Linked DNA regions of Homo sapiens: region 1 is linked to region 2. A link is an interaction called in ENCODE POLR2A ChIA-PET data of the cell type or tissue named here. Cell type or tissue: B cell. All regions are shown on one strand.

Region 1 (8,000 bases), 1.6 Mb before region 2:
TGTCTGTGATCCTCAGTAAAGGTCAAGGCTGTGAGCTGGGAGAAGGAAGGAGGGATCCCGAGGAAGGCAGCCGAGGCAGGTGTTGGGGGTTCATGATGGAGGCATGTGGGGCCTGGGCCTGGCGAGGAGTGAGCAGGTCCCCAAGGGAAGGAGGAGCAGGGTGCCCTCTAGGCAGGGGCAAAGAGGCTGCCAAAAAGGGAGGAGTGAGAGGCCGATGGGGTCTGGGGGAGAAGCACCAGGAGAGGCAGGCCACGCCGAGCAGAGCCTGAATGCACATTAAGGGAGCTGAAATCCTAGGCTTCAGGTAAAGGATAGCAGAAGCAGCTCAGTCCCTCTGAGGCTGGGACCCAAAAATGTCCGGAAGGTTGGAAAAGGCCACCATCAGCGGGCGTTTGATGTCCGGAAGGTTGGAAAAGGCCACGATTGGCAAGCTTTTGTGAATGGGTCATCTCTCCCAGCATCCTGTGGGGTCAGCTGGTCCCACGGGAGCTGTGGGGGCCTCGAGCAGCTGCTACTGAGCCCCGGCACCTCCCTCACAGTCCAGATATTTCCAAGCTGTTCCTGCGTCCCTGGCTATCCTTCAGTGACCTCAGCCAGGATGGAAGATAAACCAGCCACTGAACACGCATCCCTGGGACCACAGCACCTGGCCAGCCTGAACCACACAGCGATGGGTCTTGGGCCTTCATTCCTGGGACCCCTCACCTGGTCAAAAAGGAGGTGGCTCCTCAAAGTTAGGGGCCCTCCAGGCTGTGGTGAAAGGCTGCTTCATGAATTGTGCACGAGGCCATATAGAGAGGGGATAATTCCGTGGTGGTAGAGATAGGGGCCTCGCATTAGAGGGCCTCGCTTTTCAAGATATTTAGAAACGCAACGGCTTATTTTTGGGAAAGAAATTTTCAAAAGTCCTGGGTGTAAATAAGTAAATAAATAAAGCTAAAAATGGTCTCCAAGCCTTGGAGTGGCCCGATGGGCCTTCCCTGAGATTGTCCACATGTGGGTGGGCTCTTTGTGCTAGTTAACAAAGCAGTCAGTTCCCTCGTTGTTACCATCTGTGTTAGTCCGTTTTGCATTGCTATAAAAGGATACCTCCGAATGGATAATTCACTAAGAAAAGAAGTTTATTTTGGCTCATGGCTCCGTAGACTGTATAAGCAGGGCACCAGCATCTACTCAGCTTCTGGTGAGGCCTCTGGAAGCTTACAGTCACGGTGGAAGGCAAAGGGGGAGCAGGTGTGTCACATGGGGAGAGAGGAGCAAGAGAGATGCCAGGCTGTTTTAAACAACCCCTTATCAAATGAATGAATCCAATGAGTGAGTGAGAACTCACTTGTCACCAATGGGTGGTGCTCAGCCATTCATGAGGGATCCATCCCCGTGACCCCAACACCTCCCACCAGGCTCCAACGCTGGGAATCCAACACCAGGGACCACATTCCAACATGGAATTTGGAGGGGACACACATCTAAACACATTACCATCAGTACTATTTTTGTGGACTACATGCACTCATGCCTTGACTCCTGACTTCCGTGGGCTGAAAGTACAGCAGCATTTTTTTTTTTTTTTTTGAAACAAGGTCTTGCTCTGTCACCCAGGCTGATGTGCAGTAGTGTGGTCCTGGTTCACCTCTGCCTCAATCTCCCCAGGCTCAGGTGATCCTCCCACCTCAGCAATTTTTAAAAATTGCATAAACATTGTCACCTTGCATCATGAAGACAATAAGTGACTTTAACATTTCTGTTTGCTGGGCACAGTGGCTCACACCTGTAACCCCAGCACTTTGGGAGGCTGAGGTGAGCGGGTTACCTGAGGTCAGGAGTTCAAGACCAGCCTGGCCAACACGGTGAAACCCCATCTTTACTAAAAATACAAAACTTAGCTGGGCGTGGTGGCATGCACCTGTAATCTCAGCTACTTGGGAGGCTGAGGCAGGAGAATTGCTTGGACCCGGGAAAAGGAGGTGGCAGTGAGCCTGTCTCAAAAACAAGCAAACAAAAAACGCATTTCTGTCGTTGTTATAGTGTGTGTGTGTGTGTGTGTGTGTGTGTGTGTGTGTGTGTGTGTTTTGAGACACAGTTTCACTCTCTTACCTAGGCTGGAGTGCAGTGGTGCCATCTCAGCTCACTGCAACATCCACCTCCCAGGTTCCAGCGATTCTCCTGCCTCGGCCTCCCGGGTAGCTGAGACTACAGGTGGGCACCACCGTGCCTGGCTAATTTTGTATTTTTAGTAGAGATAGGGTTTCACCATGTTGGCCAGGCTGGTCTTGAACTCCTGACCTCAGGTGATCCACCCACCTCAGCCTCCCAAAGTGCTGGGATTACAGGCAGGAGCCACTGTACCCGGCCGTCATTGTTGTCATAATGTGTGTGTAGTAAATTTCAGAAGAAAGAGAAAAGCAGTCACAACACCGGCATCCCCAGGCAACCATTTCCATGTTACGCTTTTCTTTGTTGTGATCTTTATAATTATTTCTTTAACAGGCAGGAGTAACGTGGGTGTCCAGAGCGGCCGTGGGCAGCCAGTGTGGATGCAGAGTGGGGGTAGACAGGTACGTGGACACTCAGGGACCAAGGTCCATCAGTAGCCCCTGGGGATCAGGAGGTAGGAGCCAGAAAGCGTGTCACCTCATGGGGGGATGAGGCAACTGACACACAGGGGCTGTGGGGAGACCCCCAGGGGCAGGCTGGCTTCTGCTGCTGAGCTGGACCTGTTAGGGGCTCCACTCCTAGCACTGGAGGCTTATTGTGGAGCTTCTGATGAATCCTCAGACCGAAGAGCTCCTGGTCTCTTGAGAGTCTCATTGGTGGTAAGTGGCAGGAATCGTTTACCATCAATGATAAGAAGCCCAGCCCACACCAGCTTAAGAAGAAAGGGCAATTTGTTGCCTCACATCACTGAAAAGCCCTGGGGCAGCACCAGCACTGTCGGAGTTGGGGTCTGAAGGCTATCGGCAGGCCCCTGCGCGGGTCGCACTCTTGGGAAGGCCTCCCCTTCCAGCAGCTACAGGCATACAGACCCCTCCGTGGAAGGGGAAAAGGATTAACTGATTGTGGAGGCCTGCGTCACAAGCCTATCAGCGCGGCTGGCTCTAACAAACTGCAGTAGACTGGGGGACTTAAACAAAAACCCCTTATTTCTCACAGCAGAGGCTGGGAAGTCTGAGATCAAAGCACCAGCAGGTCTGACATCTGGTGAGGGCCCACTTCAGGTTCACAGATGGCTGCTTTCTCTCTGTCCTCACATAGCAAAGAGAGAGATGAAGCAAGCTCCCTGGTGTCTCTTCTGATAAGGGCACTAATCCCACCATAAGGGGCTCCACCCTCGTGACCTTATCACCTCCCAAGGGCCCCACCTCCTAAGCCCAAGCCACTGGGGATTAGGGTGTCAATGTATGAATTTGGGAAAGACACAAACATTTAGTCCATAGCAGACACCCAGAACAAAATACAACCATTGGCTGGCTCAAACAGCAGAGAAATTCGTTTTCCCACAATCCTGAAGGCCAGAAGAAATCAAGGAGTTCACCTAGAGATCAAGGTGCTGGCAGGGGTGGTTGTTTCTCAGGCCCCTCTTATTGGCTGGGAGATGACTGTCTTCCTCTGGGTCCTCACGTGGTCTTCCCTCTGTGAGTGTCTGTGTCCTAATCTCTTCTTCTTATAAGGACAGCAGTCATATTGGATTAGGGCCCACCTATGTGACCTTGTTTTATCTTAATTACCTCTTTAAAGACTATATCAACCAGATATGGTTACATTCTGGGGTTCTGGAGGTTAAGATTTCAACATGTGAATTTTGGAGGAAGACAATTCAGTCTGCAACAGAAGATAAAGTCCCCGGCCCTAGGGGACCGGGGGTGGGGGTATGTGGGGGGAATGGTATCAGCTGCCTTTGATCACACCCTCACTGTCGGCCAGGAAAGGTGTCAATTGCTTCTCATATGTATGGTCATGATGGGGAGAAAGGTTGGCCTCTGCCAAGTGTCGAATGGTGGCTCCCATGAAGACATGTCCACATCCGAATTCCTGGAAACCTGAGGATGTGATCTCGGTTGGAAAAAGGGCCTTACAGATGTAATCAAGTGAAAGGTCTTGAGACGAGACCATTCTGGGTTACTGGGTGGGCCTTAAACCCAAGGACGAGTGTCTCCATAAGAGAAGAGGAGACACAGACACACAGAGGAGAAGGCCATGCAACTGCAGAGGCAGAGATTGGGGCAATGCAGCCACAGGGAACACCTGAAGCCACCAGATGCCGAAGCGGCAAGGGCCAACTCTCCCGCAGCGCCTCTGGAGGGGGGCATGGCCCTGGGACCCCTCAAGCTGGAATTTCTGGCTCCATCATTGTTTTGAGTCTCCAAGTTTGTGGTGATTTATTGTGGCAGCCCCCAGAAACGAATACAGCCCCTGAAAGTTAAATCATTAAAATATTTGAACAAAGTGTGGGTGATTCAATGGAACTGAACTCTGGGATTGCCTGTCAGGTTGAAGTCAGCCAGCACTTCCATCCAGCGAGGCAGGACGGGAAGAGGATGATGAGTTAGTAGGAGGAGAAGGTTTGGTGCAGAGAGGGGCAGCAGCCTGCAGAGGTGGGTTGCAGAATCCGGAGGTTTTGTGGGAGAGTCCCCAAATGTTTTGTTCATTTTCATTTTTCATTTATCATATACTTCTAACTATTTGCAAGATGTCCTGAGCCACACGAAGGCAGGCACACATGCACTTGCTCCTTTCTCTCTCTCTCTCACACACACACACACACTCTCTCTCTCTCTCTCTCTCACACACACACACACACACTCTCTCTCTCTCTCACACACACACACACACACTCTCTCTCTCTCCCCCCCGCCCCTCTCTCTCACCCCTCTCATTCTTTCTCTCTCTCTCTTTTTTTTTAAGACAGAGTCTCGCTCTGTCACCAAGGCTGGAGTGCAGTGGCATGATCTCGGCTCACTACAAGCTCCGCCTCCCGGGTTCACGCCATTCTCCTGCCTCAGCCTCCCGAGTAGCACCACGCCCGGCTAATTTTTTGTATTTTCAGTAGAGACAGGGTTCCACCATGTTAGCCAGGATGGTCTCGATCTCCTGACCTCGTGATCCACCTGCCTCGGCCTCCCAAAGTGCTGGGATTACAGGCGTGAGCCACCACGCCCGGCCTCATTCTTTCTCTCCCTTAATCTCACTCTCACTCCTACTCACACACATTCAGTGTGACCAACTACTTATAAATTTGAACTTAAATCATTGACTTTGCTGCTAGTTAACTCGATTTAGTGCAAACCTTAGAATAAAGCTGTTTTCATCCCTGTGACAAAACTGTTAACAATTGTTACCATTGAGAGCTAATTGTCTTTGTGAATCAAAACTTCCTTAATGTTCTAAAACAAGAAAAAAATGCAAAAATAAACTGGAAACAAGGCTGATGTAAATCCACCCACCATAAACTTCAGTGTTTAATGTCACCCCTGCCATGATTTGGACTCGAATACATATCATTCTTAAAGAAACACAGCCCAGATAGTAATTCCGATGTTATTTACACCTTTCCAAAACAGCTATTTGGCCTCCAGATATTTTTGCTAAAATCTCCAAGTGTGTTCCTATTTTTTAACGCTGAAATCCGAGGGGAACCTGGTAGGTGGCATTCTCTATGGAATATACCCTGCCCCCACCCTCATTATTTTCTTTCCCTTTGAAGACAGAAAAAGAAAACTGACCTCTTTGGCTTTTGTCCTTTGACTGAGAGCAGGGGAGCATGGCAGCTGTACAACTCCTCTTGTTAATAATTTTAACCCTGCCCGTCACGGTTATACAGTTGAATACATGAGATCCATTTACACCCATAAACTACTGCTTTGGTCTATTTTATAGACTAGCAATATGTGTCATAAAAGGGAGGGGGTCACTATTAACTGTAAACTTAAAAACCCACTGGCATGGAAAGAGGAAGTCCAGGCAGTTAGTGGCTGTCTGGATTTATCCATCAGGTCCAAGGGGATGAGGCTAGATTAGGCCCTAACTTTCATGGCGTTCCCCCCTTGTCTGCAGTCTGCAGCCCCCAAAACTCCTCAACCCCTGAGATCCCCTCTGAGGCCCATCAGGTGCCATTCCAATGACTCAGCTTTCTGGAAATTCCAGCCAGAAATCCTTCTGGGGGAATCCATTCATTTAGCTCCTTGAAAAGGCACCTCTCAAAGTAAATTAACAATTTGGCAGTTCTGTTTCAACACTGAAGTCTGCTGTGAGTTTGATCACATGAGTCAGGTTCCCCAAGTCTTCCAAGAGCCATGGGACATTTGCCTGTGAAATGCCAGCCCGGGGCTTCCTGGCGAAAACCCAGATCATCACCATTCCTTGTCATCTCTCATCAGGGTGACATCGGATGATAAACAGTATAAGCGTCAGGATTAGTTTGTCAAGAGTAGGACATTTGGAGCCAGGCAATGTGGCTCATGACTATAGTCCCAGCCACTTAGGAGGCCAAGGCTGCAGGATCACTTGAGGCTAGGAGTTCAAGACCAGCCTAGGCAACATAGCTCGACCCTGTGTCCACAAAAGGAAAAAAAATTAGCTGGGCATGGAGGTGTGTGCCTGTAGTTCCAGCTACTTGGGAGGCTGAGGAGGGAAGATAGCTTGAACCCAGGAGTATAAGGCTGCATTGAGCTATGATTTGCGCCCTTGTACTCCAGCCTGGGCAGCAGAGTGAGACCCCATCTCTTTAAAAGAGTGGGGATATTTTGGTACAAGCCATCTGGCTTCAGGTAAACCCCTGCCAGGGTGTGGCCTGTGGAAGGCGGGACAGTCAGCTCACGTTCTGGAAGGCCACACCAGTGAGTGCCAACTGTGGTGACATCCGACTCATGAAGGGTTTGTGTGGTTTGGGACACCACTTAGTGGAGGATTTCTTTTTGAATCTGGACCCCTGCTAGTCTCATCCCAAGACTGGCTGTTAAGGAGGCGCTTGCCATGCCATTGCGGGGAATGTCACTAGGTTCTGGGTGACGAGGGGTGAGTCCTGTGCTTGCACATGAGGATACTCTGTTTGTCACTTGGTTCTGGGTGACGAGGGGGTGATTGCACACGAGGATACTCTGTAGGCACCAATTCTGTAAGTAAAGCTGGAGTGTAGACGGGTGACCCAAGGCTGACTGGTTTCCGGATTATGACAGGGAAAAAAAAGTGCTTAAGAAAGCTTGGGATAGCTGCACATTCTTTCCCAGCATTATGACAAGTGCAATCAACATTTGCTGCCTAAAACCTGGCTGCAGCCCTGGACCATCTGTGGGACGGGGCAGCTGCCATGTTGCCACTTGCTCATCTGACTTTGTATTGGTCGGTGGCTCCAAAATGCATCGGAAAGTGAAGTTGCCTTTCATTTGGAACTGATGCGGATGCCTACTCAGCTCCTGTTAGGGCGTGGGCTTTGAAGGGAGCTAAGAAATTCTCTAATGTTGGCAAAAAGTCCATATTCTAATTAGTGTTCAAAGTAGATAGTAGCCCTTTCCAAGCAAAAATCTCCTGTCCTGGAGGAGAAGGCCTTATCAGCCTGGATGTCTTCTCCCATTTCTAACCATTTTGGAAAGTAATGACGATGCGTGCTTTAAATTTATCAGAGGATCTTCCAAAGGTGCAAATGCAATTTGTGGGCATGGGGACTGTCACTCTGGAGTCCTCTGTGTCCCGCCTGGGAGAGTGTTCTGGGCTTTGTGGTTTGAAGGGCATGGTTCCAGCAGTGGTGCCTGTGTCACCTCCTCCCACTCCACACCCAGGGCAGACATCACCAGCCGATCACAGCATCTCTTCCCCAACCCACACCCGCTTCCCAACACCTTGCTTCGGGCAGCACTCCCAGTGACTCTTGCCTGTTTGTCTCTCTGGGCTTATTATTCAACAATTATCAAGTGCTAGGCACTGAAATGGTGCTGGGAATGCAATGGTGAGGCAAAGGAGAAAAAGCGTCGGCTCTGGTGTTGTTTATAGTCTACGAGGGGCTGATG
Region 2 (8,000 bases):
TGGCCACTTTTTGATATAATGATTTATTTTCCTTTGGATAGTGTTTGTATTAATTTACATTTCCACCAATGGTACATACACATTCCCTTTTTTCTGCGTCCTCACCAACATCTGTGTTTTTTTGTCTTTTTACAGCCATTCTGACTGGTGTAAGATGATATCTCCTGGTTTTAAGTTGCATATAATTTACTTTTTAATTTTTTTTAATTTTAAATTACTCTTCTTCATATTGACCTACCTTTTTTTTTTTTTTTTTTTTCCTTTTTGAGACAGGGTGTCCTCTGTCACCCAGGCTGGCGTGCAGTGACACAATCACAGTTCACTGCAGTTTCCACTTCCCAGACTCAGATGATTCTCCTGCCTCAGCTTCCCAAGTAGCTGGGAGGCATGCACTACCATGCACAGCTAATTTTTGTATTTTTTGTAAAGACAGGGTTTTGCCGTGTTGACCAGGCTGATCTCAAATTCCTGGGCTCAAGCAATTGCCTACTTCAGTCTCCCGAAGTGCTGGGATTACAGGCATGAGCCACTGTCCCTGGCTGACCTGCCTTTTAATGTAAACTTATGTGTATTGCCATGAAATCACAGTTTTGAGGAATGATTTTTGTTTTAATACATCTTAAAATGAACATGTAACCATTAACATGAGAACTATATGTTGATAATAACTGTATGTTCCAACGGTGGTGTGGCATCATGTTCTAAGAAACACTGGCTTCAGGGCTTCTGAAGGAAACCATAGCCTGGACTGCCCAGACCCTGTTTTTTGGACTCTTTAATATGAGCAGCACTGATGCTTCTGCAGGAGCACTGGGGATTCTGGAATGGAGTCAGGGTGATTTTTGGACAATGTATTGACTGCAGCAAAGAGCACCTTCCTGTGCCCAGCAGGCTGCGTGAAAGCAGACTGCTCCTACCCAGTGCCAGGGCACCTAAGAGGGTGACGAATGGCAGTGGGCTGTCCCTCCAAAGCCGTGTCCAAAATGCTTTTTATGCTTGGCCACAAATTTTGTAAAAACCTATGCAGCGACTAGAGAGTAGGAAAAAAAATACCCAAATTCCCTGCTGACTCTGAGGTGCTTGTTTACAAAGTGAAACGTCCCTGGTGAATTGTTTCATTTACAATTAAATCTAACAATAAGCTATTGTGGCTAAATTAATTTCAAGCTAATTTCACAGGAACCCCATGTCCTGTATCAATTCTAAACAAAAGAGTGTGGTGTCGGGCAATATGACTCATTCTGAAGCCAGGCCTCCAGGAGGAGCTCCAGGAGGTTGATGAATAAATGCTAGGTTAAGAGAGCAATGCTCAGGTACCCTGCAGGCCAGGCACACTGCTGTGACGGGTTCTGGAAGCCCCTGTAGGTTGTGCCAGTCACGTACCAGAGACTGGCTTTCTACTGAGAGCACCAACCCCTGAGCAGCCCTTGACTGAGGCAGAGTTTTCCACTAGAACCTGGCCCGCTCTGACCACAGCCTGGAGGAGCCCGGTCCTGGCCACGAGTGTTTCTGCGTAGGGTCTTTAGTCCTATGGACACCTTGATGGGCCAAACACCTTCACAAATAGCATCCCACTTCATCCTCGCCCTGAGAAGTCCGCATGGGTCTCTCCTTTTTATGATGCAATAAGTAAGCTCAGAACCACCCCGAGTAATCATCTCAAAGCCATGTAAGAAGGAACTTTCAGAGCTAGGGTTTCCACCCAGACCTAGTGAGCCTGGTCCTTCTGTCCCTTCAGAGAAACAGTGGCCATAAAGATCCCCTACTCCATCTAGTTGGTCCCCCCCATCTCCCCACAGTGAAGATCTCTGAAGTTTATCTGGAAGCTTTTTCCTTTGAGTTTCAGATTTGACTCTGGTTCCCAATTTGGCTGATGTCAGTTACTCACATTTGAATGTGAGTGATTTTGAGAACAGACTTTGGGCCTCTCTGCTCTATGGTGGTGGGGGTGAGGAGGCCAAGGAAACCTCATCTCAGCCTCAGAAAGGGGAAGCTGAGGATGCCAGTGAGAAGCTTGGCAGGATACCTTTATTTTTAGGGGCAATGGCCACAGAGTCTTTTTCCTCATGCTGCTTTGTCAAAAGAACAGATCCGTGCACATCCCACCTTCTCTGGAACTAAGGCTCCAATGATGCATGAGTCTTCATTTTCACAAGCAATAAGCACCTGCCTGTGGGTGTTTTCAATTATGTTAGAGAATAATTCTTTCCTGGTTGGGCAACTGGTTTGGATTATTAAGATGACCTTCGAAAGAATTCACAGAGCGGGTCCTTCATAGGGTTTCTGAAGTGATGCATTTTAATTGAGATTGTTTCTGCAAAGGAAAAGATTAGGTCAGTGATACCACTCTCATGTTTCCTGTTTGCTCCCTGCCACTGTGGTCTCCTGTCTTGGCCTTCCCAAACGGGACAGGTTGTGTCTGAAGGCAAGAAGAGAACCATCGGTTGGAAAATCTGGAGTCCTGGGGAAGGAAGGCTGTGAGACGGTTTGCCTGTGTCAGGGCTTGGGGAGCATGACATTTGTGTACCTGAGCAGGATGTCATTTCCCGCTGAATAACCCGGGCACCTACCCAGCCTTTATTTTGGCCCCGACTGTGTGTTAAATGCAACCAATATCTCCTCTGAAAGCTCCTAAGAACAATCTGAATTGATGGGGCTGTTTTGTTTCCAGCCAAAGGATGCTGGTGGCATCAGCGAGGAAGGCAAACCCCGTGACCGTAAGAGCTGAACAAGGAGGCGGGAGCCATCTCTGCTGGCCAGGGTGATCGGTGCATTCAGGGGTGAGGAATGACAAGAGCAGTGCCCTGAAATATTTGTTTCTCTTCTTGTCGTGTTTTTTCTTTGTTATCTGATGGCTTACATCTGACTTTCCCAACAGGCTGCAAAACAGTAATGATTGCTGCCTGGGGGAGGTGACCTTTAAGTGGAAATACTGTCCTTGTGGGCAAAAGGCCACAAACAAAAGGTCAACATGTGGACCAATGGGGAGCTGCCTTATTTGCCCACCTGGGGCCTTTACCCCGATTCGGCCTTGCCCTTCCCACCCCTCCTCCCCCCAAGCAGATGGATGGGAGGGGGGCTCCGACATCCACATCCAAGCGTTGAGTTCTTCCCTCTCCTCCTGGCCCTGACCGATTTTCCACAGAATCTGGTTTCATCCCAGTGTTGCACTCCTAGCAATGGGAGGGAGGGCTGGTGCCGCCCACAGTGAGTAGCTTTACTGTTGACGGCTCAAGTACTTCTAGCCACGGTGGGCTTTCCTTCAGCTCAGTCCCATCTTCAAGCTGGATAAACGCAGTCCTCAGGGGAGGGGCTCCCCTCCTTGGTGCCTCACCCCAGGCTCCTCCACAGTGGAGGGGCTTTCCTTGTGGTTCTCGGCCCTCTCATGAGTTCTCTCCCAGCTCCTTGGTCTTTGTCAGGCCTCTGCTCCTCTTCCTGGAGGCAGAATCTCTGTGTCCCTCAGCCTCTCCATGCTGCTTGGTTTGTGTCCTTGGGTGGAGCACCTTGGAGGCTCTCAGAGAACCTTCTCAGGCCAGCCCCAGTGTGTTTCTTGTGTGAAAGGAGGCCCTTGTTATGAGCTTTGGTTTCCCAGCACCTGAAGCATGATCTTGATATTTATGTGGAGAATTGCGTCTCTCACTCTTTTTTTTTTTATTTTTTGAGTCTTTGTGAAGAGCAAAACCACCTCTCTGAAAGGTAAGTGATGGTCAGATACTTCCTTTTTCCAGCCTGCCTTGCAGCTGGGGCTCAAAGAGTGGGGCTTCCCAGCCAGGTGAAGGTGCCAACACCAGACTCAGAGCTGGTGACTCAGGAGGGAAGGGACAGTGGTGGCCGCAGGAGCAGTGGCAGCCAGGCACAGCTCCTGGGGTGGGCGAGGTGTGGGTGCTCAGAGGTGGTGGCAGGGTTTCCCCATCAGCCCTGTTCTGTGGTGTGATTTGACTCATGGTTCCTCAAAGATCAGCTCTGTGCCTGTGTGTCCTCTAAAATGATTCGGAGCTGCCCCATAGCCTTTCACGAGACTCCCTTTCACTGAAATTAGCCAAAATAGGTGTCTGTTGCTTGCTACTAAGAACTTGTTGCAAACGGCATTTCCCTCTACTTGAAGCCCATTCTCAAGGTTTCTGTATCTTATTTTCCTTGTTGGCCGGCAGCCTCTACCCAAAGAAAGGGAGGGAAAGCCATCTGAATTTCCGAATGGATTTCTTTAAACACATGGCAGTGACAATACTCTTTACAAAGCCCAGGCTTTGGTTTCTTCAAGTAAATTGAAGGTGAAGGGGAGGGACAAAGGGGCAGCAAGTCTCTTGAGAAGCCCACGTGTGCCGTGGCACCAGAAGCATGGAGGGGCCCCAGCGGATGGGCCACACGTGGTTTCCCAGAGCCCCCAGTTTCCCAGGGTGGCGCAGCCAACGTTTCCATGCCATGTAGAGAGGACAGGTGTGCCTGAGAGCAGGCTGCAGAGCCTTGGTAGTGGGATAAAGAGAACACGGGGCACCTGCTTAGGTCTGGCAACTGGAGAGTGGAGAGGCCACAGATACAGGGGGTAGCTGGGTAGGTGTCAATGTCCTGGGGCCAATGAACATTGACTGTCTGGGTTGCAGACACACGGTGCCTCCCAACCCGGAATACACCTCACTCAAGTTTAACACCTGGTGAGAAAGAGAGGAAAGAGGAATAAAAAAAATCCATAACTGATTCCATTTTTACTTAAAGGACAGTGAGAAAATTTTGATAGTGACTGAATGTAAATAAGGGGTTAGGAGCTGCACTAAATTCAATCAAAAAAATTAAGTAAGTTATTTGCCTGTATAAGCCTGAAAAATTTCAACCTTCCTCACCTCTTGGGGTTACCATAGGTTTTGGAACAAGGTGGAGATTGGGGCTAGAAAACCCACCGTCTTCCAACTCGGCTTTATCCTTCTCTTTAAGAACCAGGCTTTCTGCACTTGATGTGGTTACATCTTTGAACTTACTGGCAAGAAACATATGTCTGTAAATTGGCCTTGAAAAGTGATACCCATATGCAGGTTATAGAGAAGGGCTAGGATCCTTATTCCAGGAAATCCTCTGCTTTCCTGGGAAGAAGATTACTGCAGTGAATGAAAACAAGATGAAACAAAACCAAAGGAATCAATACATTCCATCTGCCTTTGCTGCTTCAGCCTGTTTTGGGAAGCTCAGGTGCAGAGGTTGTTGAGAGCCTGCTGAGAAAGTTTGCCGAAAAGGTCAGCATTCTTGGTCATCAGGGCTAGCCCCAGATCTGCTATTGCAGGGACTCTCTTCTGCACCCTCCAGCTTTATATTTTCTGGAAACATCTCCCCTGATCAAGCATGAATGGGACTGACCAAACCCTGCCTGCTTTGACGGCATGTTACCTTGCACAATACTCAGGCTAATAACACACACCCTCCCATGGGTGTTTGTTGTTTGGGGCCCTCCACCTTCGAGGACAGACACTGTCCTGTTTTGAACTCGAGGCAGGAACTTTGACACCTGCCCTTGGCTGTCTCAGGAGCTCCAGGAAGTGTCACTTTATGCCATAGTGAAGGTGCTCTTCTGTATGGCCCCTGCCTTCCTTTGCAGTAGACAACTCACCCCTCTCCAAAAATGCCACCCATGTTCACACTGCTGTGTCTTTAGACACATTATCTCAGCCCAGGATGCCCATCAGCCTGCCCTACCCCACTCCAGCTCCCTGCCTACTGCAATAGGATGTCCTAGACTCTGCTAATGACCAGGCGCCACAGGATGGAGAAGCCAGCGCACAGGAAACACGAATGGTGAAATCCAAGAAGCCACCCTCCCTTTTTTTTTTTTTTTTTTTTTTTTTGATCTGTCTCAACAGATCCTCACTCCGTTGCCCAGGCTGGAGTGCAGTGGTGCGATCTTGGCTCACTGCAACCTCTGCTTCCCAGGTTCAAGCAATTCTTGTGCCTCTGCCTCCTGAGTAGCTGGGACCACAGGCATGTGCCACCACACCCAGTTAATTTTTCTATTTTTAGTAGATATGGGGTTTCACCATGTTGGCTAGGCTGGTCTCAAACTCCTGACCTCAAGTTATCCGCCTGCCTAGGCCTCCCAATATGCTGGGATTATAGGCGTGAGCCACCACACCCATCGCAAGAAGCTACTCTGAGCTGAAGATCAATCAGTTTATCTAAAATGGGACTGGAAGGCAAGGTGTGGCTTGGACATTGACCAGATGTGTGGTGGTGATGGATCATTTGACCTCTCTAGGCCTCTACTTGCTCAGCTCTGAGCTGATGGGGCTAGATGGATGAGTCCTGTCTGCCACATTAGCCTGCGACTGTAAGTCTGGGTTTGCTCCAAGATGGTTCACCCACATGGCTTGTGGCAGGAGGCCTCAGCTCCTTGCTGCATAGACCTCTCCATGGGGCTGCCTGAGTGTCCTCACAACATGGCAGCCAGCTTCTCCAGTGCTAGTGATTTGAGAGCGACAAGGGCAGAAGCCACAATGTCTTTTATAGCCGTACCATCACTCGACCTTACTCCATCGGTCACGTGGGCCAACCCTGATCCGATGTAGAAGGGGACCACACAAAGCATTGATACTAGGAGGTGGGACTACAGATGGCCATATTGGAGGTGGCTGTCACCAAGCTCAAAATCCAAACTTAGTTAGGCTCATCTGAATTATCAAGAAATCGATCTGGAGGATTTCCTAGGAGTTCCTGCCCGCAGGGTTTGTATCCTGCCCCTTCCGTGCCCAGGAGTGATAGGTCCTGTGGAGCTGGATACCAGAGAAAATCTTTTCATGACACCAGGCAATGCCAGACATAGAGTTGACAGTCAAGCAGGCGCCACAAAAGGGATCTGAGAGCCTAAGGCTTGGAAAGTCCAGAGGCTCAGCAAATGTAGGAGGGCCAAGTAGGAGCCAAGTTGGAGCTGAGTGCAGGAATACACGATTTCTTTCTTCTTCTTTTTTTTTTATTTTTGGAGGAGGGAATAAGTCATTCATAGTTAACATCAAAGTAAATGTGTTCAGATTAATACCTTGAATTATATTAATGTGCTTTCTTTTTTCACTCCTTATTTGTGATTTCCACCTACTTAGCCACAGTTTCCATTATCTTCATGAGCAGTAGCTGGAATGAAGGAGAAATGGAAAGTGGGAATGAAGACAGGATGCTGAGCTTCAGATACTTAAATAAACTCAAGAACAGGAGGACTGAAAGCCAAGATTTCAACTGCAAGAGCCGGGCCATTAAGAGAGGAAAGGGTTTCCTAAATTCGCATACATTTCTTTTAAATACAATAATCTTAGAGGACAAGCATGGGGTTTTCACCACACACCATAGTGTAGAGAAGGATTCACAAATGACCCAAGAGCAGTTCCCTGTCCCCCAGCAAGGTGAACAGCCCTTCTTGGGCTGGGATGTGGGGGGCAGAGATGAGAGACATTTTCAGTTAATGAGATTATTAGATTAAGACACTATACCTAGAGTGCAGGAGAGATTATGGACATTTCAGATGGTCCAAAGAAGAATCTGAAAGCTTGTGCTCCACTTTCTGTTTAGAATTCCAGGCAGAGACTGCCTTGCAAGGTGATCTACACCCATGCTGGGGGGCTTCAGTAGAGGAGAAATGATGGTGTGAAACGTTTAGATATGGAGGGAATCTGAGATGCCATAGAGGAGGTTCCCTGGGTTTCTGTGTGGCTTGGGTGAGATCTAGAACTTTCTGTGTGGGATGGGAGTGGGGAGCAGTAGTACTAAAAGGGTCGCGGGAGAGGAAGAGGTTGGTGCCTGGTAGGAGACAAACCCCTGCAGCTGGAGGCCAAGAGAGGATCACGGTGGGCAGAGCACATGGCCCAGGGGTGGAGCCGACCTCCAGACACCAGAAGAACAACCTAAGTTCCTCCCACACAGTCAGACTTGAAACTAGAGGACAGACAGAGAACCAGGAATGTCTACTTTGCCCCCATGAGGAATAGAAACAACTTCCTGACTATCCCTTGGTGGGACAGGAGGACTTTCAA

What was found. Peaks named below come from ENCODE experiments on the same cell type or tissue, not always from the same donor. Only the 100,000 strongest peaks of a DNase experiment are listed, where the experiment ranks them.
Region 1: POLR2A ChIA-PET joins it to region 2 with 12 read pairs; 2 of 35 experiments call an interaction of 5 or more read pairs at or near these places.

The regions. Positions count from the first base shown.
Region 1 is chr15:101,103,563-101,111,562 of GRCh38, reverse strand. All of the region lies in intron 1 of LRRK1-AS1 (LRRK1 antisense RNA 1), which reads left to right. Among named protein-coding and RNA genes, the nearest start is that of LRRK1-AS1, 44 kb to the left of the region's middle. In B cell, no CTCF peak of the experiment used is centred here; no DNase peak of the experiment used is centred here.
Region 2 is chr15:99,498,197-99,506,196 of GRCh38, reverse strand. LOC105371019 (a long non-coding RNA gene) reads left to right here. Exons shown (of 3, transcript XR_001751710.2): 2 at 2,672-2,780; 3 at 7,077-8,000. Among named protein-coding and RNA genes, the nearest start is that of MEF2A, 64 kb to the left of the region's middle. RefSeq lists enhancers at 1,501-1,630, 3,281-3,530, 3,811-3,880, 3,931-4,020, 4,051-4,210. In B cell, no CTCF peak of the experiment used is centred here; DNase peaks (open chromatin) are centred at 1,366, 1,946, 2,606 and 3,816; H3K27ac peaks cover 3,457 bases.